2 separate regions of the Mus musculus genome follow, and region 2 is linked to region 1. The links are chromatin loops, found by intact Hi-C in ENCODE. Cell type or tissue: heart. All regions are shown on one strand. Links, peaks and the distances in the headings refer to the core of each region. The heading gives the core; the rest is flanking DNA.

Evidence for each region. Peaks named below come from ENCODE experiments on the same cell type or tissue, not always from the same donor. Only the 100,000 strongest peaks of a DNase experiment are listed, where the experiment ranks them.
Region 2: a loop joins it to region 1, with 2.2 times the contacts of the local background. A loop is called at or near these places in 4 of 42 quality-filtered maps.

Annotation. Positions count from the first base shown.
Region 1 is chr7:34,385,747-34,396,441 of GRCm38, reverse strand. It overlaps Lsm14a (LSM14A mRNA processing body assembly factor), which reads left to right and starts at 6,737. Exons shown (of 11, transcript NM_025948.3): 1 at 6,737-7,084. The coding sequence starts at 6,964. It overlaps Gm12764 (predicted gene 12764), which reads right to left and starts at 7,829. Exons shown (of 2, transcript NR_169160.1): 1 at 7,434-7,829; 2 at 1-1,935. In heart, for the core only: no CTCF peak of the experiment used is centred there; DNase peaks (open chromatin) are centred at 5,421, 6,131, 6,701 and 7,251; H3K4me3 peaks cover 2,310 bases; H3K27ac peaks cover 2,272 bases.
Region 2 is chr7:34,305,911-34,316,605 of GRCm38, reverse strand. Garre1 (granule associated Rac and RHOG effector 1) reads left to right here and starts at 3,059. Exons shown (of 14, transcript NM_172741.3): 1 at 3,059-3,114. In heart, for the core only: CTCF peaks have their summits at 5,443 (motif pointing right) and 6,427 (motif pointing right); no DNase peak of the experiment used is centred there; H3K4me3 peaks cover 726 bases; H3K27ac peaks cover 202 bases.

The sequences.
Region 1 (10,695 bases), core at 5,216-7,715:
AACTTGACACAGACTAGAGTCATCTCAAAGGAAAGTCTCAGTTGAGAAGAATTGCCTACACAGATTAGCCTGTGAATTTATCTGTAGGGGGCTGGCTATTGATGGATGCAGGAGTGACCAGCCCACTGTGGGCAACACCATACCTAGGAAGGTGGTCCTGTATAAGAAAGTTAGCTAAGCATGAACCTGAGAATAAGCCAGCAGGCCGAATTTCCTCCCAGTTCCTTCCAGGTTCCTGCCCTGCCTTGCCTCAGTGATGGATTGTAATCTGAAATTAAAGCCAAGTAACCCCTTTCCTCCTCTGGTACTTTCAGTCAGAGCGTTTTTTATCACAGAAGCTAGAACAATATTCTCCCCCAGCCCCCACTCCCTCACTTTGACACCCCGAGGCCTGCGGCTTCAGGATAAATTATACCACATGCTTTACTGGCTCTCCAGCTTTACAGACAGCAGATGGTGAGATCCCTTGACCTCTATAATCGCGTGAGCCAATTCCTAACTAAACCTCTTCTTATAAATCTATATATATCCTATTGATGTGTTTCTTTGGAGAGCTATCACTAATACACACACGTGCTCTGGCCATCCCTATCCAGACAGCAGTGATGTGTTAGAGAAGAGCTAGCAAGCTCTCTAGGAACTGTGCCTTGGGCATGAAGTCCTCCTTAAACAGTGTGTACTTGGATCTTGGTTTCACACTCTTCCTGCCCTCCTCCCTTGCTGAGGAAGCATGTAGACCCCAGAGCAAATACAGATACATTCCAGGTCAAATGTGCCCGGGTTTCTGACATTTCATAACAGAGGACTTGGCTGTCCACATTCCTCTGCACTAAGCTGTCACTAGATCCAGAAACCCCAGTATTCTAAAGTGCCACTTGGCTGTCATCCGATTTCTCTTGCTATCTTTCTCATCCAGCATTGTGATAGCCTAATGTGTCACCCCTTGAAAATATTAATGTAGGTCTGTAATCCAATGCTCAGGGGGCTGAGGCAGGGGCATCTGGAGTTCCAAGGCATCCTGGACTACATGCTGAGATCTGGTCTCAAAAAATAAGAACAGGAGGCTGGGCATGGAGGCAGAGGCAGATGGATCTCTGTGAGTTCAAGGCCAGCCAGGGCTACATAGAGAAATTTTGGCTTAAGAAAAATGAAAACAAAAAACCCATAAGAGAAAAACAAATGAACAATGAAAAAAGAACAATGGGCTGGAGAGATAGCTCAGCAGTTAAAAGCACTGACTGCAGTTCAAAAGTTCAGTTCCTAGCACAAACATTAGGTACCTCACAACCTCCTGAAACTGCAGCTCCAGGGAACCGAATGTCTTCTTCTGGCCCCCACATACATGCACACAAGTGGCATCCATTAATACTTTAAAAAGAGAAAGTGCCAATACAAATTTGTCATTTAGAGTTTCACTAGTCAAGTTCTCCAGTGAATGAAGTATACTACAAACACAGAGCCCCCAAATAGGTTACTTAGGATCTTATTCTCATATATGTTCCAATATGGTCACCAGACTTGGACAAAGAGAAGTAGAGTTCGGTTCCCAGCAGCACCTACATTGGGCAGTTCACCATTTCCTGTAATTCTAGGGTCAGGAGATCCAGTGCCCTCTCCTGGCCTCTTTGGGTACCTGTACACACGTGCAAGTCCATACGCAAATATGTACATGCACATAAATAGAAATAAGTCTTGAAAAGAGAAAGAAGCTGGTGTTATAAGCATAGCATGTGCGTTCTCTAGATGACGACAGAGACACCAGAAAGAGTTAAGTGTGCTTGCTCCCTGGGAAGGCAGCTGGGAAGAGGCCGGGAATGGTGGCCGTGCACTGCAGTTGCTTCTGCAAGGAAGAGGCTGGGAACGGTTGCCCTGCACTGCAGTTGCTTCTGCAGGATGTGATGCTTAGTCTCATGCATTTATCAGCTGTATTTCAATCTGCAAAAAAAAAAAAAAAATTTTTTTTCAAAGAGAAATGACTGAGAGGTTTTCTTTTTCCTTGTGTAGCATTGTTTCATTCTGGAATCTTCCAATTAAGCTTTTGGCTAAACACATAAATATGATAATGATAATTATTCAGGAATTGAGAGGTTTTCGAAAACACTGTGTGCCATTAGAGTAATCAAGCCAAGCTCTCACACATCTTGGCTTTTCAGGATAATTACACCACACTGGAGGCCCAGATGGGGTGAATGAGAAAGCCATGGGTGTCTGCCACATAGGAACAAGAAAACACCACACACGACTACTCAACTGGCAATTGAAATTTGCAGTTAACATTGCACACAAGAAAGGAATTGAAATGCTTGGATTGGGGGCAAAACATTTATTTTCAAAAACCAAACATAGAACAGTAGTAAGAAATATTCCTCACAACCTATTTTGATCGTGTGAGTTAAGAAACAATTTTAAAGCTGAAAATAGTTCATTTTACATGGTCTATTTTTTTAGAGGCTTAAAAAAATTTTTTTAAGCCGTCCGTGGTGGTGCATGCCTTTAATCCCAGCATTGGGGAGGCAGAGGCAGAGGCAGAGGCAGGCAGATTTTTGAGCTCAAGGCCAGCCTGGTCTACAGAGTGAGTTCCAGGACAGCCTGGGCTATATAGAGAAACCCTGTCTCGAAAAAAACAAAAACAACAAAAAAAATTTTTTTGATGTATTTTATGTTTGTCTCCATGTATGTCTATGCACCACATGCATGCTTGGTGCCCTCTGAGTTGTGGAATGTTGTTAGCTGTCACATGGGGGCTGTGAACTGAAGCTGGGTCCTCACAAAAATAAGTGTTCTTAACTACTGGACCACCCACCCACCAAATTTTATTTTTTCATTTTAGGTAGTCTCACTGTGTAGCCCAGGCTAGCAGAGACCTCAGATTTTTTTCTGCTTCCAATCCAAAGGCAGATTACAGGTGTACATCACCACCTGCTATCACACCCTTCTCAGTTCAACTCCCAATTAGACCTAAGCAATCAACTTCTGTTGCATAACTATTTCCTTTGTGGAAGAGAGAGGGTTCAGAAGATTCCCAAAACTAAGCACACAATCTCAGGAAGCTCCTGAATTTTACATGTCTCAGGAAGCTCAGAAAGTAAGGAGATTCACAAGGCCTTTCCCCAAGATTCTATCACAGTCAGTAATTGCTGAGGGGAATGCCTTCTGAGTAGCTGCCTGAAGCTCTGGTAGGGAGCAACTGGATGCAACTTCTAGGAGCTGGGAACAATTTGATTCACTGTGCCCCTGTAAGTAAGCCAAATGGACCCATTTGTTCATGAGCTACACTTGTCTGTGGATAACACTGCCTGGCAGGATTAGGCTTTTGTTCATCTCTCCCAGGGAAAGCCACACAACTGCACTCATCCTATTGACTAGGAAAGGAATAGGGTTGTCCTCTCTGATAAAAATATTGACTCCAATCACTTTAGTTCTTTTAAATAATGTATCTAGCATAGTTGTAAAGGAAGAAAATGTAATTTACACGATTGCAATATTAGAATTAACAATGACCTCACATGTATTTATTATGTGTTAATGAACTGGAGCATTAGATAGACAACATAGGCAAAAACGTGTAGGTTTTCAGGAGGAAAAGAAAATCAATCTTGTTTGTTTTGTTTTGTTATCTTGAGACAGCGGGATCTCATTTTGTAGCTCAGGCCTGGAACTCACAATTCTCCTACTTCCCAACTGCTGGAACTACCAGTGTGGTATATACCTACCTAAATTTAAATAACCTAACTGCCTATTTCTAGAACTGAAAAAGACTATACTTACCGGGATGAATAGCTGGTTAAGGTAAGTACAAGAAAGGCCTGGAGGGATGGTTCAACAGTGAAGGTTGCCCTTCCAGAGGACCTGGCTCAGTTCCCAACAACCACATGGTGGGTCATAACAATCTGTAAATCAAGTCCCAGGGAATCTAACGCCCCCTTCTGGCCTCCACAGTCACTGCACATACTTCATATATAACATATATATGTCTGTACAAACACCCATAATAAAAAAGGAATCTTTTTAAAAAGATAAGTACAAGACTAATTGAAATCAAGAATTTGGAAATTAGCTCAGTGGTACTTATCTAGCATGCACATATAAGGCCGCGGGTTCAATGCCCAGCACCACACACAGGTCACTTTAAAAAAGTGTGGACCTTATATTTAAAAATAAAATTACTGATAATTATAGCCTAGTTGGGTGTAGTGCCAAATGACTTTTCTTGGTATTCAGGAGGCAGAGACACATGGATCCCTTTGAGTTCCAGCCTGGGCTACACAGCAAATTCCAGGACAGTCAGGGCTATATAGACTCTGTCTCAAAACAACAAAAAAGATTTTGCGTGTTTCCTGGTTAGGGTTACTATTGCTATGATAAAACACTACGACCAAAAAGCAACTTGGGGGCGTCAGAATTTCTTCCCTTACACTTTTAGGTAACACTCCCTCACTGAGGGAAGCCAGGACTGGAACCTGGAGGCATAAGCTGATGCAGAGGCCATGGAGGGGTGCTGCTTATAGCTTTGCACTCCATGGTTTGCTTAGCTTGCTTTCTTATAGATCATAGGACAACCGGCCCAGAGGTGGCTCCACCCACAATGGGCTGGGTCTTCCCCCATCAATTAGTTTGTTTGTTTTTTTGTTTTTTGTATTTTTGAGACAGGGTTTCTCTGTGTAGCCCTGGCTGTCCTGGAACTCACTTTGTAGACCAGGCTGGCCTCGCACTCAGAAATCTGCCTGCCTCTGCCTCCCAAGTGCTGGAATTAAAGGCATGTGCCACCACTGCCCGGCCCACAACCACTTTTCAATATTGCCCCAGTGAGGATTAAACTTTACATGAATTCTTGGGAGACACATTCAAACCATCGCAGACACAAACCTTGGGCCCCAGAAGACCCTAGGAACCATGAATAAAGACAGTTTGTTGGGGGTGATGGGGAGAGAGGAGAATAGATACAGTAACGGAGAAATTATCAAATTGGCAATTAAATGTACTATGTAATTGGGACATGGAGTACAGCTAGTTCCATCACCAGCTAACACCATGGAATAAACCCAACAGAGATGGCAGTGATGTGGTTGGTATGTGTGAAGCCAGGAGATGTGAGAGATGTAAATTTGAGAGTTAGGTATCATCAGTTTATAGAAACTGACAAGGGAAAGAATGTGTTCACTATGGAAGAGAAGGCAACATTGGTCTGAGACCTACAAAGGGAAGACTCCAAACGCAGATTTGCACACCAAATAATGACTGTATGCTGAAGCAGGGACCCCCTTGAAGCCACTGGGCACCAGTCACAGCTCAGCTCATCAATCTTCTCTCCTGCTTTCCCGGAACACGCAGATAATCACCATGCATTGGCTCAGCGCACCAGACATCCTACTTGCTGCCTGTGTTCGGCTCTTATCCCAGTTGTTCACTCTTGCAGCAAATGTCTACCGAGCAGCTGTCCTGGGCCGGTTGCTACACTTGGCCCCAAGGATGATGCAAACAGTGTCTAAAACCAGAAACCCTTCCTCAAAATATTTGCATTCTAGCCAAGAAGGGAGACAAACACTTATGACTAAATAGACAAATGCGATGGGGGGTAGGGAGGGAGCAAGGCAAGAAGAGGGGTGTAAAGCGAGATCTACTGTAGTTTTGTAAATACATCACCTCTTAGGGCAGCTTTGAGCAGAGTATAATGAACTGTGGAAGCTGTGAGAAGAAGGGATGCTTGGAACAGTATGGAGCTGTGTAACAACAAATTAAATCATCCATGCCCTCATAAGCCAAACTAGGAAGTCTGGTTTTCACCTTGTGTAAAATGTAACCTGTGGAGCGCACTGAGTAGACGGATGTTATCTTGAGTTGAACAAAAGTCCAAAATCTCTTGCTACTTGAACATGATTCCCCCTGACTGCTGTGTTAAGAAAAACCTAGTAGGGGTAAGAGAAATAGAATTCTTCGGGAGCTACTGCCAACAACTCTGGCCAGGGTAACTGAGGCGTTATATAGAGCTGTACGGATGGAGACGGTCCAGCCTGAACAGACAAGATTTATAGTTAGGACAGGTGTGGAGGTGTAAGACAATCCAGGACTGGGGTCTTAGCTACTAAGCAAACGTTCCCGGTTCATAGTTACCTCCGAGAACAAGCTAGAGGGACGAGTTTGGAGTAAAACCGAAGAGTTACATCTCTGGATGCAAAGTTTTAAGATGCCAATTTGGTATCCGATCGGAGAGATGATCGTTATTAAGAAAGTGGAGCTGACATTAAGTGATCAAAGCGGCAGAGAAACACTTGGACTGGTGTTTCTTGCATAGTTAGTGACCGGGAACATCTTGAAAGCTAGGACACGGATCAAGCCGCATAAAAAGGGTTGGACTCAGTTTGGGGGACAGAGTCCCAGAGCCTCCCGGAGCGGCAGCCCTTGGAGTGTGAGACTCCTCAGGCGAAGATGGCTGCTCTGGCGTTTACAGTGAGAGTTCCGTGGCCCGCGGAGAGCGGCTCCGGAGCTGGGAGGCGACCGCTTACAAAGACTCTGGGCTCGTACCAAAGTGCAGCCCGCCTAGAAATGGCAGAGGCCGCAGTCAGCATCACCAGGCGGGATGGGCCCTCGTCTAGTCTTCCCGCGACATCTAGGTGCCGTGAAAACCTTCCACGTCGGGAGCGCAAGCCAAGCGCTCTGGGCCGCCGCGGAAAGAGCCCGGGACCGTCCGTGAGCTCGGCGAGTCTCGCGAGAAAGCACGCCGCCTCGCCCTCCCGGCATGCCCTGCGCCGCCGCCGCTGCTGCCGCCGCCGCCGCCGCCGCGCCGCGGTTTGAGGGCGGGAGGCTGGGGGAGGGTAAGCGGAGCCGGCGCGGCCGCCATGTTGGTTCTGAGGCGGCTGCTGTGAGGCGCCGACGGAGGGAGCGAGCGAGCGGGCGGGCGGGCGGAGCGGCGGGCGCAGCGCGGGATCTGACTGAGTGCGAGCGGCGGGCGACGGCGGCGGCGCCATGAGCGGGGGCACCCCTTACATCGGCAGCAAGATCAGCCTCATCTCCAAGGCGGAGATCCGCTACGAGGGCATCCTCTACACCATCGACACCGAGAACTCCACGGTAGCCCTCGCCAAAGGTACGGCGGGGCGGGCCTCGGGGTTTTGGGGGGCGCGGGTAGAGCGCCCCGCCGCCCTCGCGCTCTTCTCCCTCTGCGGTCCTCACGGGCCTCGCTCCCTCCCGGCCCCCAAGCGACAAGGGCCGGGCTGCGGCCTCCCCGGGCTCCCCGGGCTGCTTCCTTTCCCCCGAAGCTCCGCGCCTTCCATCCGGGGAACGAGTGCGCGGCGCCCGGGGCGGGGCGATGCTAAAGTCCCGGGAACCAGCCGGAGAACACACCCAGGTTCGCGGCTTCCAAGACCGAAATTCGGTCGTTCCTTCTTCGGAAGCGCCGAACAAAGCCGGAGGAGTCGAAGAATCTTGACGCCTACCTCGAGATGAATGCGGATGTGTTGATTCCTCGGGCACCCATTTTCTCAGCGTTCTTCGTCTGGGTCGGTGGCGACGGTTGTCGAGTGAACTCCTAAGGAGTGTGCTCCAAACTTTGGGTTTGCGCCGCAGACTTGTGATCTCGAAAGGCCGTTTCGTACCGTCCAGTCGATCGCATCCCGTTTGTCTCCTCTGTGATTGTTACCTGTTATGCCGGAATTCTTATGCAACCGAAGGGTGCGCGTTAAAATGCTTGCTTGCTGTCCCCATGGGCCAATTTTCTGGAACCCTGGTAGAAAGGAAAGTTTAAGTTTTGATGATCCGGGACTCTTGTACACACTTCAGAGCGAGTACTATCGGGGCGCTGACCGACTCCGCTGTACTTGGGGAGAGGAAGTTGTGTGGAAGGGGATCCCCCCCTACTTACCCCAACCCCATAGTCTGTACAGTCGATACAGTCAATTTGTGGGTTTTGTTTCCGTTCACGCGTGCTAGTGACAGGAAGGCACAAAGAAAATAAACTTGAGTTTCTGATCCTAGGGGAAGTCTTATAACAGTTTCTGATACCAGGGAGGTCTATTTTCCTACCACACCTAGTAGAATTGTTAAGAACTAAGTATGCTAGGAAAAAAGGTCCTAGGGATAGCAAGATTCTAAATCTAAAAGCATTTTTTATAGATGCTTCTTTTAACAGTTTCAGTTTCTTGAATTATACCTAATAGGGGGTAGGGGTGTGGCTTGATTGACAGCTCTTCTCTAGCAAGTGGGAGATCTGGGTTCCCTCCCCAGAACCACAAAAACAAAGCTTAAAAAAGGGACACTATAAAAGAGTAGGGTGATGTTTTCCACAGTTGCATTGTGATACTTACATAACTTTTGGCAATTTACTTAAAAAAAAAAATCCTTGAATCAAACACTGAAAAGTCAAGGAGTCTGCTTTTTAAAGAGCAGTATGAGGCTTGGTGCTGTGACACTCCCCTGTAGTCCCCGATATGCAAAATCAGGGCTGCTAAAGCAATACAGCTAGGTCATCTCAGTCGATGCTTAAATGCATAAAACCCGGTTGGCTCCCCAGTGAGAAAAACCGAGTGTGGGTGGTGCATGCCTGTGATTCCACCAGGGAGGTCGAAGCAGGAGGTCAGGCATTCAAGATCTGCCTGGTACACATGAAACCCTCTCAAAGAAGGCCAAAACTGAGACTCCAGGAACTACCCCATAACTTTCTCTTTGCCTTATGGAGTTTTGTAACACATTGCCTCTTAAAGAACCTGCTTTCATCTTTGTAGATGTTCACTATACTTAAGGATGTATGATTCTCCTTAGTAATTACTGAAGCCTTGACTAATAGTGTGAAGCTGGGCTTGGTGGTACGGGCCTTGGTGCCGGCGTTCAGGAGATTAGTGCCAGGTGGATCTGAGTTCCAAGCAACCCTCATCAATTTAGAGAGTTCCAAAACTTCCGAGTGAGACACTGCCTCAAAAACAAATGAGAGTTGACTGTGATGTCCTTAAACAGCTTGATGGTGTTAGTTTTAATGACTTTATTAAAGGGTGGGTAAAGCTCTCACCAGGTGTTCTACACACTGGTTGAGAACAGTATTTCTCGCTGAAGTGTTTTTGTAGAGGTTTGGGGATTATTCTTTGCATGGTCTCATGTAGCTTGGGCTGGCTTTCGTCAAGGATGACTTTGAAATATTGATCTGCCAGCTTCCAATTTGAATTCCTAGTCCTCTAGCCACCGCCTATGTGCTAGGATTGTAAGGCATGAGCCAGACTTAATAACTTTTTAAAAAATATTTTTTATTCATATGTGTGTGGTCTGTGTGGTGCTAAGTGCATGTGAGTACTGGTACTGGCAGAAGCCATAGGTGTCAGATACACACACACACACCAGCTGGAGAACCACCTGTCGTCAAATTCAGGTCCTCTGGTAGAAGAGTAGTTTATGCTCTTTAAAAGCTAAGCCAGCATATTTTTGAGATTTCTTTTTTCTTCTGTTTCCCCTGGGTTGGTCTGTTGGTCATTTGGTTTGCCAATAACCCAGGCAGTCCTAGAACTCACTATATAACTCAAACTGACCTTAAATTGTCAATGGTCCTTTTACCTCTGCCCTCCAAGTACTGGTACTAGAGGTGTAAGCCCATGCCCAACCTTTTGGGCTTTTGAGGTAGGGGTCTCACTGTGTGCCCTTCTTAGGCCTTGAATGTTACACTGCTTCCATCTCCATGATTACAGACTTGCCATCACAGCCCGCTTTAAAGATTTTGAATATATTAAATATTAATTGTAAACCTATCCTTTTATATCTTAACCTTCAAAAGATTTGTGACCCAAAGTTTTTAAAAATATGTCTCTTCCAACAAAATATTTTATTAGAGTAAAATTTTGGGCATCTTATTGGTTCATAATAAATTATGAGCATTTAATTTATAATGTTATTTAATCCATGTATCGATATATACTTTTTTCTCCTTAATGTCCAGTACTTAACACTTCATCTTTCAAAATTAGAAGTTGGGGACTAGAGGAATGACTAAAGCCTATATAAGGTGTCTGCCTTAGGTGTTAATTCTTAGGATCCATATGGTGGAAAGAGAACCAACTACAGCAAATTGTTCTCTGACCTGCACAAATGCACACAAAGTAACTTTATTTTTTTTACCTTTATTTTTATTTTATGTGTATGCATGTTTTGTTTGCATGTATGTCTATGCAACACACGTGTCTGGCCCATTGAGGCCTGGAAAAGGCCTCAGATCCTCTGGGACTAGAATTACAAGTGATAGTGAGTACTGAAAGAGCAACTACTGCTCTTAATCCTGAGCCATTCCCCAGCCCCAAAGAGTTGGAGAAATGGTTCAGCTGTTAAGAGCGCAACAGTTTGAACTTTGTATAGATACTTTTTATATATATATATATATATATATATATATATATATATATAGTGTGTGTGTTCTTAGCTTGTTTACAGTTTGGGGCTATTGAGAACAATGCTTTTAGGAAAATTAATGTTTGAATGCACTGATGTGTTGAAATAATTTTCTGGGGAAGCACATACTTAGAATTTGAGTTGTAGGAATATAGGGAAATATGTCTTTACTAAGTAATGCAAAGTAATTTTCTCTAGTAGGTGATTATGCATGTGTATTTTCAACAGCAAGAATTCTAGTTGTTCCATATGTCTCACCAGTCATAGTACTAAATGCCATATATGCCATATATTTTAATTCTCACCAGTTTGATGGGTAGGCAATTCAGTGTATTT
Region 2 (10,695 bases), core at 4,261-6,760, 79 kb after region 1:
CTGACTATCTGTTTGGCCATGGGTTCCATCCTCAGCACCAAAAACGTAAAATAGCCATTGGGGGTATAGCCCAGTAGCAGAGAGCTTGACGGTGCGTGAGGTCTCCAATAGTTGGGGGAAGAGTAAAAGTTCCAACTGATGTTTATCAAGTGTGCTCCCTGGAGGATTCTGTGTCATGGTCTAATAGCCGCTGGGGCCAACAGCAATAGCTAAGAGAGCCTATGATTAAGAGGTAGCTTTAACCAGGCTGGAGGTACAGGCCTATAATCTCAACTATTTAGGAAGCTGAGGCAGGAGGATCACAAGCTCAAGTACTTACTGGATAACTTAGATGAAAATAGCTCAGTGGTACAGGCTTGCTTAACATGTAGAAGCCCCCAGTACCAATACACATGCACACGCGCGCGCGCGCACACACACACACACACACACACACACACACACACACACACACACACAGAGAGAGAGAGAGAGGCAGACAGACAGACAGTCAGACAGACACACAGAGTGGCCAATCAAAGCCCGTTGCCCTCACCTTTGTGTACGCCAGCAAGATGACAATATCCAGTAAGCAGCTGTCTGCCGTGCTCAGTTTCTGCACAGTCACCCCTCCCCCAAAGAATCCTGGCTTCCCCCTGCCTTACTCAGAAAGCTGGGGTAAGTAAGTCACTGAGGAGGAAGGCTCCATTCTGAAGTGCTGGCCTGCAGCCTGCCCTGGGATCTCAGGGCCCTTGCTGTTTCTCCTGTCTGGTCACCTCTCTGCTTTAGTGCCTTAACAACTTGAGGCATCACCACGCATTTTAGAGACTCTGCTCCAGTCTTTATAGTTATTTATTTTTGGTTTCTTGATACAGGGTCTCATGGCTGGCCTCAAACTGCCACATAGCCTAGGATGATTTTTAATTTTTTAAAATTTATGTATAGGGATGCTCTGCCTGTATGTATATGAATATATACCATGTGTTGCACATGCAGGGCCCTTCGAGGGAAGAAGAAGGGGATATATCCTCTGATGTTGGCATTACAGGCAGCTTTGGCATGCTGGGAATTGAACTCAGGTCCTCTGGAAGAGCATTTAGTGCTCGTAACCACTGAGCCACCTCTTCAGTCCTGTTTGTTTGTTTTTTTGAGACAGGGTTTCTCTGTGTAGCCCTGACTGTCTTAGAACTCACTCTGTATAGAATATGTTTTTATTTTGTTGAATGGATTTATTTTCTTTTATGTGTATGAGTGCTTTACATGCCTGTATGTGTGCCTGGTGCCTGAGGAGGTCAGAAGAGGGTATCAGATCACCTGGAATTGGAGTAATGATGGTTGTGAACCACCAGGTGGGTGCCAGAAGTACCAGTGCTCTTAACCACTGAGCCATTGCCCAGGCCCCAGAACATAGTAAATGTGCTACTTTTTTTTCCCCCCTGTGTATACCACTACTACTACCACCTTTTTTTTTTTTTGGACAGGGTTTCTTCTCTGTATAGCCCTGACTGTCCTGGAACTCACTCTGTAGACCAGGCTGGCCTGAGACAGAGACTCAGACAACCACCGTTTTTTTTTTTTTTTTAGATTTATTTATTTATTTATTATATGTAAGTACACTGTAGGTGTCTTCAGACACTCCAGAAGAGGGCATCAGATCTCATTACGGGTGGTTGTGAGCCACCATGTGGTTGCTGGGATTTGAACTTAGGACCTTTGGAAGAGCAGTCGGGTGCTCTTACCCACTGAGCCATCTCACCAGCCCCACAACCACCCTTTTTTAACTTTTCTTTATTTCTCTGTAATAAATTTGCCTTCATTTCAGTTACTCCTCTAAGTGTTTATGTCTTTCATCTTTATCACTGTGAGAACGTCAACTTTGTAGCCCCTGACCTGGGTGGACCTTTAATGATCACTGAGTCTCTAGCACCCTAGGATCTGGGGCCAAGCACAACCCAGTCCTGAAAGATTTTGTTGTTTTCAAATACTGCATCAAAATCTACATCCATACTTTCCCCTAATGCTGAGGGTGAACCCAATGCCTGTCCTGTGCTAAGTAAGTGCTTTACCACTAAACTGGATTTCAGCCTGATACAACCATTCCTGCCTCCGGGTTTCAGACCTCGAGTCTGGGCAATCCTGACAGCTTCCCAAGTACTGCCAAATAAGCCCTTGTTTAAAACAGGGAGTTTGGAATGTTCTTAGATAAATCCTATCTTCTCTAGTTTTCTGACAATGAAACATTTGATAATTATTCACCTTTTGTGTGTGTGTGGTTTTTTTTTTTTTTTTTTTTTTTGAGACAGGTTCTATGTAGCCTTGGCTAGCCCTGGATTTGCTATGTAGACCAGGCAGGGTTCAAATTCATAGAAATCTGCCTGCTTCTGTCTTCTGAGTGACTGGGACTTAAAGGTATGCACCACCACTCCCAGCCTAAAACATGTGTCTTAACCTCCCAAACTCTCATTGCAAAACCCTGGGGCTGTAATATGTGCCCCTGACAAGTTGAGTAGTACTCTATCTCCGAGCTACGATCTCGGGTCCCTTTCGCCTATTTGTGTTTTGCTGTGTGCTGTCATGTAGTCCTCCTCAGGTTTTGTTTTAAAATTCCTTTTTTTTTTTTTTTTTTTTCCTTTTTCTTTTAGGGATCTTAGCTCTTGATCTAACCCGGAGGGTAATTATCTGGACATCCACTTCCATTGGGTCGGGGTACTCTCTCCTTCTCTCTTCTACTTTCCCCTCCTACCATCTGCCACAAATGGCACTACATCATTACAGTGATTTGTGACAGTAGTATTCTGTTGGCACCGCTCACGAAGCAATCCCTGAGGGTGCTAGTACTATCCCGCTCCTACATCGTCTGTCAGGTGTGATGTCTAGCGATCAATGGTTCTATCATTAATTTCAATGATAAATACGCGAGGACGCAACCGAGCCCCTCAGCAGGGTTCCGACTAGGTCTGGAAACAGGGAGGGAACGCAGAGCTTCGCCGCCGCCCATCCAGCACGAGGGGAGGGTGGGCTCCGGCCGGGGAAACCGCAGCGACCGCCTGGGGCGGGGGCGGGGCCGCCCGCCGACGTCACTTCCGGTGTACACAGCCGGTCCGGGCGGTGCGCCGGAGCCGGGGCGCTTCGCAGGTGAGGTACGGTCGCCAGCGGGCTCGGGTCGGCGGGGACTGGCTAGGGGTAGCGGGCGGCGGGTCGCAAGGGCGACTGGCATCGAGGCGAGCTCGCGGGGTGCCGCTTCCCTCGGCGCCGTCCCTCGCCCGCCTGCTGTGGAGGACGCCGGGCTCGGCGGGCGCTGGCCGGGCGGACGGAAGCCCGGAGGGGCCTCTCGGCGCGCGCCCGGGACGAGACCCTGAGGGGCGCGTTGGCGCTGAAGGACGCGGCTGCCTTGGGCCGCCGCGGGGGATCCGCTCCCGGAAGCTCGGGGCGCCGTGCGCCCGGGGCTGGCGGCCTGTGGGCGACCTGGGTCCACGGGCACAGGCGGGCGCCGCTGCCCTCAGGCCGCCCCGCGGCTCCCCGGCCGGCCGCGCGCCCCTTCCTGGCTCCCTCTGAGCCCGTGGGCGCGGCGGGGGTCAGAGGAGGGCCGAGGCTGGGCTAGGACTGAGGAAGGACCCACACCCGTCGGGCGAGCGCCGGGGTCAGGGGTGTGTCTTCCTGCTCCTCGTGGAGCAGGGGAAAAAGAGCATGCCTGTTTGGCATGATAAGAATTTTGTTTATACTTTAACCAAAATTGCCTGGGAAACGATCAGCCTGGGGAGCCCCCAGTTTGAAAATAGATTGTCCTTGCCCTTCCCCACCCGTTGCCATTATGAAAGCGATTCATTCTTCTGTCCTTGTAAAAAACACTCGCCACTGTATACAAAGTGTCAGGAGGGAAAATGACCACGGCGACTCGGTGACAACCGCTCCTAACATTTTGGTGACATCAGTAAGTGCAGATATATATACTGTCACTCTTAGAGGTTTTGTAGTAGAACATCGAGTACCATAATTTATCCAAACTCTAATGAATATTTGATTGTCCCTGTCACAAGAAAAAACACTTGTGGCAAAAAGGATTTATTTGATTATTGTCTTCGGCTAAATTTACAAATGGGGGTCAAAGGTAACATTCCGTTTTTCTCCTTGTGGATATGCTTGGAAACCTCAAACGCACTGTTGTAGAAAATTACATCTGTGTTTGCTTCTCATAATTGCTTTAACATTTTTAACCTTTTTTAAAAAATTTGTTTATTTACTCATACTTATTTTGAACAGACCCCCACGGTGTAGACCAGATTGGCCTTAAGCTCACAGAGATCTCTCTGCTTCAGTTTCTCAAGTGCTAGAATTAAAGACACAGGCCAAGAGGCCTTGCCTTTGTATTTGTTTTTATTTTTAAGACATATTTCCCAAGTGGCAGTATAGTCATCCAGGTAACCATTGTTGTCTTATTATCTTATTTTAGGCTTAAAGTTCTAAGAATGTATTTGTAAAAGACTACTTGCGAGCTTGATTCGGTGTGCGTTTGGAGGTTTTTATGTGCCTTGAAAATAGTAAGTTTTTCCTTGTAATCTTTAAAAAGATCATTTCTTTTACAAGTTCAGAGAATACTTTCTTTATATTTGATATTTATGTGTGTGATACATATACATATAAGATATACATATTAAACAAGGTTTTATTGCTGTTTTATTTGCTTTCTTGCTGACAAGATCACAGACTCCATATGAAGAGTGCAAGTTTGTTGTGGCAACTTTTCAGTCTGGCATTTGAGATTCTAATCTTCCTCTATTTTTGCACACGAATACGTAGGTTAGCATTGGAGACCAAGATAGAAAAGTTCTCAGATTCCCTTGGCAAGCCTAGATTTTTTTCAATCTAAAATTATCTCTGGATTTTTGGAAGACCGCATGCTTTAAGCATCCTTTAAAAAAAAAAACAAATACAAAATACTTTGCTAAATAATTTTTCTGTTGAGAACTTGAAGCCTACTATAGCAGGAGCTGTGCGTCTCCTAGGTCTTCTGCATTCCAGGGAAGTCACTAGCAGGCTCCAACATCCCATGGGTTTTGTGTGTCCACTCTGTCCCTTTCCTGTGAGACTTTCTCCTCAGTGGAAAAAAATGACCTTCCTAGATGGACAAAGAATGTTGGTTAGAATAAGGAATTGCTTTGTTTGGAGTAAGAAGAACCCATTGCTGGGTTCTCTCAGTATTAATTCAGAAAGAACCTGAAGTGTAGAGTTGTGCTCTAAACGTTTTCTCTACAGATATTGTTCAGTGAGGCCCCCGAGTTGGTTGATCTAGTGGTCACTGCTTGCTTTTTTCTGTTTTCTTTTCACTTTGTGTAGTTGTTTTTCCTCTTTGTCATTCTTTATGATACAACTCAAGACTTTGAGATTCTATTTATTTTTGTTTTTTTGTTTTTTAATAGTTATTAATTTATTTTATGTATTTGAATACACTGTAGCTGTCTTCAAACACACCAGAAGAGGGCATCAGATTCTATTACAGATGGTTGTAAGCTACCATGTGGTTGCTGGGAATTGAACTCAGGACCTTTGGAAGAGCAGTCAATGCTCTTAACCTCTGAACCATCTCTCCAGCCCTTATTTTTATTTTTGTTTTTGTTTTATATGTATGAGAGTGTTTTGTCTGAAGACTGCACCCTGAGCATACAAAGCCACTGAAACCAGAAGAGGGCTTCCGACCCTCTGGGTCTGAAGTTACAGATGTTTGTAAACTATCATGTGGGTGATGAGAAGAAACCCAGGTCCTTTGCAAGAGCAGCTAGTACTCTTGACCTCTGAGCCATCTTTAGGCCTGAACTTACAAGTTTGAGTATGCTAGGTGTGTACTGTACCACTGAGCTACCTCCCCAGATGCTGTGACTTTGTAAATATTTGGTGAGGGCAGCCATTCTTGTTATAAACCAGCCTTGCTCTTGGTTTCCTACTTTAGAGCAGTAGTGTCTATTTTCTTACCTGGTCTTTTTTGCCCTATTTTACCTTGTCTGTCTAGTGCTATTTTGTAAGGCCTTGCCTCATGCTTTCTCCCCAACCCTTGATTCATGTTTTTCCCTTCACATCCAGAGTAGACTTGGAGGTAGTCTCCACTTTATCTCCTTGCCCCTTGGGTCCTTAGAGTGACATTTCCATCCTAACTTCAGCTTTGCTTTTTCTGTTGTTTGTTTGTTTGTTTTTGAGAGTCTTTTATGTACACAAGCTGGCCTCCAACTTGAGATTCTCAGGCATCAACGTCCCAGTTGTTGGGTCTATAGGCATATGACAACATATCTCTGCTTTCTCTATGTCAATTCTTTATTTCCTTCTAAATGACCCCTAGATGCAGATCCTTCATCACTGTGGCCTGTCTGATAAATCTAAAGTTTTTTTTTTTTTTTAAGAATTATTTAGTTTATGTATATGAGTATACCATTGCTCTCTTCAGACACACCAGAAGAGGGCATCAGATCCCGTTACAGATGGTTTTGAGCATGTGGTTGCTGGGAATTGAACTCATGATCTCTGGAAGAGCAGTCAGTGTTCTTAACCACTGAGCCATCTCTCCAGCCCGAATCTAAAGTTTTTACTAGCTGCCATCCCACAATCTCATTTTCCTTGTTGACTTAAGATTATTCTTGTCATTTGTATTCTTCCCTACATTTTTGTTGTTTTATTTTGAGACAGGGTTTCTCTGTGTAGCCCTGGCTGTCCTGGAGCTCACTCTGTAGACCAGGCTGGCCTTAGACTTAGAGAGATCCACCTGCCTCTGCCTCCTGAGTGCTGGAATTAGAGGTCATACTTGGCCTCCCCTATACCTTGATTAGATTTTGCATCTTTTTTCTCAGGGACTGTTCTAGTCCTACTCTAGTTAGGAAGAAAGTAACCCAGTGAATTTAGCTGGCTCACAGACATCTACGCCATTGTTAGCTAAGAGACACAGCTTGGAGAAGACTGTCTATGAAGTGTCTAAAGTACCTAGAGAGAGACACCAAAAAAAGTTGTGCAAGGTTTCAGAAATTTTGCCTGTTTTGTTCATTGTGTTTATCATCGGGGTCTAGAACATACTGTTCTGGAAACAGTTGAGAATTTGTTGAATAAATGACCATCAGAGAATAAAATAAAAAAATAAATACAAATTTGCTATCTATAGAGGAGATGCAGACATAAGCCAAGAGACGTTTTGTAAATAGAGTTTGACAAATTTCAGGGAAAACTTTAAATTCAAGCCAAACTGACCCAGCTATAACCCCAAGGAAGGCATGTTTGGAATGTGTTTGTGGTCAGAAAGCTTAAACCTAATTTTGTATACTCCAAGAAAGACTTGTGTTTCCGGGAGAGGTTTGGGATGATATCTGTAGAAGTTGGAGTGGCTGGTGCAAGAGAGCTAACTTAGGCGGTGTGAGGGTTTCTCTGTATGAGTCCAGACCAGGAGTGGTGGTGCACAGTCCTTGCAGGATCAAAGGGAGGGGCCACCTTCCTTATACCCTTCATAGTTTCATCTGGAAGTTTCTGCCAAAGAGGTGGTCCAAGCTCTATTCAAAGTGCTGTAGTAGATTCTGGTCTTAGGATGTTGTCTAATCTAACTGTAGCATGGGCACAGCATTGTACTTTTCTTTTAGTGTTGCCATGAGAACTTTAAGCTTGGTAAAGTTACAGCTAGGGCTAGCCCTTTTGGTATAGATGTAGTTATTGGCCTTCTGGTTAATACATCAGTCGTCTTTGAGCCTAACTTGTCCCCCTGAAACTGCTCCTGGGCTCAGTGACAAAGCTGCTAACCAGACTGTGGGAAGTGATGACAGACAGGCTCTTCCCAAACTGCTCAGGCAGGAAAGCCAACCTGAATGTGTCAAGAGAAACTTTCTGAAGAACGTTGAGCTTAGCTGATAGCGTGGGGAGAGTCAGTGACTCCAGCTCATTGTAAGAACAGAGGATACTTAGACAGGATGGTGACATGAGTAAAGCTGTAGAGATGAGCAAGCCTGGGGAATATAATTAATGGTGGTATCTGCGTTACTGCGGCCTCACTATGCTAATCAGGTTTACTGCAAAGTGCTGCCTGCATGCTCCTTTATCCTTACAGCCTTGTGATACGTTCAGAACTGACATGTTCGCTTTCTGTCGCTGCCAGTTAACCTACATACTGCTTTACATTCTAAAGATGTTGTGTACATGCTTTAATTTTCCTAAACCATTTTTTAGTGCAAACAGTACATTTTTAACCAGTCTAACATTTTTAATATTACTTTTGAGACAAGATCTTGCTGACTAGCCCAAGCTAGAATCAAATTCAACCAAGCTAGACTCAAATTCAAGATCCTCTTGCCTTATCATACTGGTGTATGCCAGCATGCTCTGTCTGGCTTCACTCTGCCTTGGGTACCATTTTGAATGGCATGCTTTTTTTTTTTTTTCCTGTTCATTATTTTCATTTTAAAAATTAATAAACTTTAAAAGAAATATCTGTGGTATCCAGTCATATATAGAGGGATCAGAGAGCAAGGACCAGTCAAACTTTAGTCCTGCTTACTGGCCTCTTGAGTCACTAAAATTGGGTTACCCAGTATGAAAATAGGAGAGGAAATAATGTCGAGGGTTATAGTGTGGTTTTTATTCTTTTCTTTGAGATGCTGTCTCTTTAGCCCAAACTTTACTGTATAGCCTAGGCTGATCTCAAATTAAGTTCTCCTGCCTCAATTTCTGGGTTCGTGTATTATAAGCACAGGCCACCACACCAAGCTTACAATGTAGTTTTACTGTGTTAATATAAAGCCCTTAGAACAGGTCCTGGTGGGAATGTGATTTTTGTTACTTTCCATTCTGTGCAGTACAGAACAGTGAGCCTGTAGCTTACATCCATCATGGCATTTGCTGGTCATTTGGTGAGACAGGCACAAGAGGCAGTGACATCAAAGGCAGCCAAAGCTCAGGAAAAGCTTCATGGGACTTAAGGTGTTGGCTTTATTGAGATAATGAAAGTTTACTTTTAGGCAAGGTTTTACTATGTAACCCAAGCTGACCAGGTACTCATTGTATAGACCAGGATGGCCTTGAACTCAGTAATTCTGTGTCTTAGCATCCCAGATGATGGGATGACAGCATATACCAGCACTACCATTCATAGCTGAGCTAATGGATCTTGAATATAGCTAACTTTTTAGAAAAAATAAAATGAAGGTGAGGGTCTTTTTTTGAGACAAGATCTGGCTATGTAGCTTGGCTAGCCAAAAATTCAATTTTCCCCCTCTGCCTCTTTAGTGCTGGGGTTACGAGCATATGTGCCCAACCGCCCTCTGCTCACCACAGGTCTTGTTCTAAGGGTGATGTGGTGTGTCTCCCAGACAACCAGTCACAAGGATTGGCAACAGGAAAGATCTTAGAGGGGTCTGAAATTGGGTTACTTTAGTGATGATGTGTCATTGATGTGTGGCAGCTTTCCTTGGGATCTATGTGCTGATGGTACCATTTATAAAATTACACCTGTTACCCTTTTTGGTCTTTGAACTCATATCTAGTTTAGGTAATGAACCTGTTAATGCCAACATATGTGGGTCACTTCCAAGATGATTCTGTTTTGTTTTGTTTTGTTTTTTTTGAGACAGGGTTTCTCTGTAGCCCTGGCTGTCCTGGAACTTACTCTGTAGACCAGGCTGGCCTCGAACTCAGAGATCCACCTGCCTCTGCCTCCTGAGTGCTGGTATTAAAGGCATGTGCCACCATGCCCGGCTCCAAGATGATTCTTGTAGTTCATGGTGCCATTGGTTTTCTTTTCTTTTTGGAACAGGGTTTCACTATGTGGCCCTGACTGGTATCATTTGTTTTCTTAAAAAAGCCTGTGCATTTACTATAAGTTTTAAGATTCATCCCCTTAAAAAATGGCATTCCTTTAAAAATTTTTTTTAAAATATTTATTTATTGTTGTACATAAGTACACTGTAGCTGTCTTCAGACACACCAGAAGAGGGCGTCAGATCTCATTACACGAGTGGTTGTGAGCACCATGTGGTTGCTGGGATTTGAACTCAGAACCTTCAGAAGAGCAGTCAGTACTCTTACCCTCTGAGCCATCTCACCAGCCCACCTTTAAAAATTTTTTAAATTACATTTGAAAATTTATTTGTGTGTATGTGTGGGCATGAGTACTGTGGTATACGTGTGGATGTCAGAGGACAGTCTGTAGGAATTGGATTTTGGCTTCTACATTTGTGGGTCTTGGGATCGAAATCAGATCATCAGGCTTGGGAACAAGCAGCTTGGCCCACTGACTCACTGTGGAGCTCTGGCAGGTCTGAACCTTGCTGTTTAGACCAGGCTGACCTGGAACTTACAGAGCTCTGCCAGCAATGGGAAGATTTGAATGTAGACTTAGAGCTAGATACTAGCAGGAAAACAGTCACATTTTCATACTCAGAATGACTTGGGGGTTAGATACTAATGAGATTCAGTTATGGTTAAAGAAGTCTTCCCTACCCCATCACCCTGCTCCCAGAGGCAGGAAAAAAACCTAGCTCCTGGCTCCCAGCCTTGGGAGCCCTAGGCTTCGGTGATCTAGGAAAGGAGAGGTGAAGTTGGGCCCTCTCAGCAGCTTCCAAGGACTTGTGCTGCCCCTGCCCCTGAGTCTTCAGGGAGGGGAGGATGCTGTGCTTAAGTAACTTTGTTCTGTGCTTTGTGAAAGGTAATAGGGCCCCTTCCTCAGCTGTGTCCACTACTTCCTTTTAGCTTGAGGCTGAA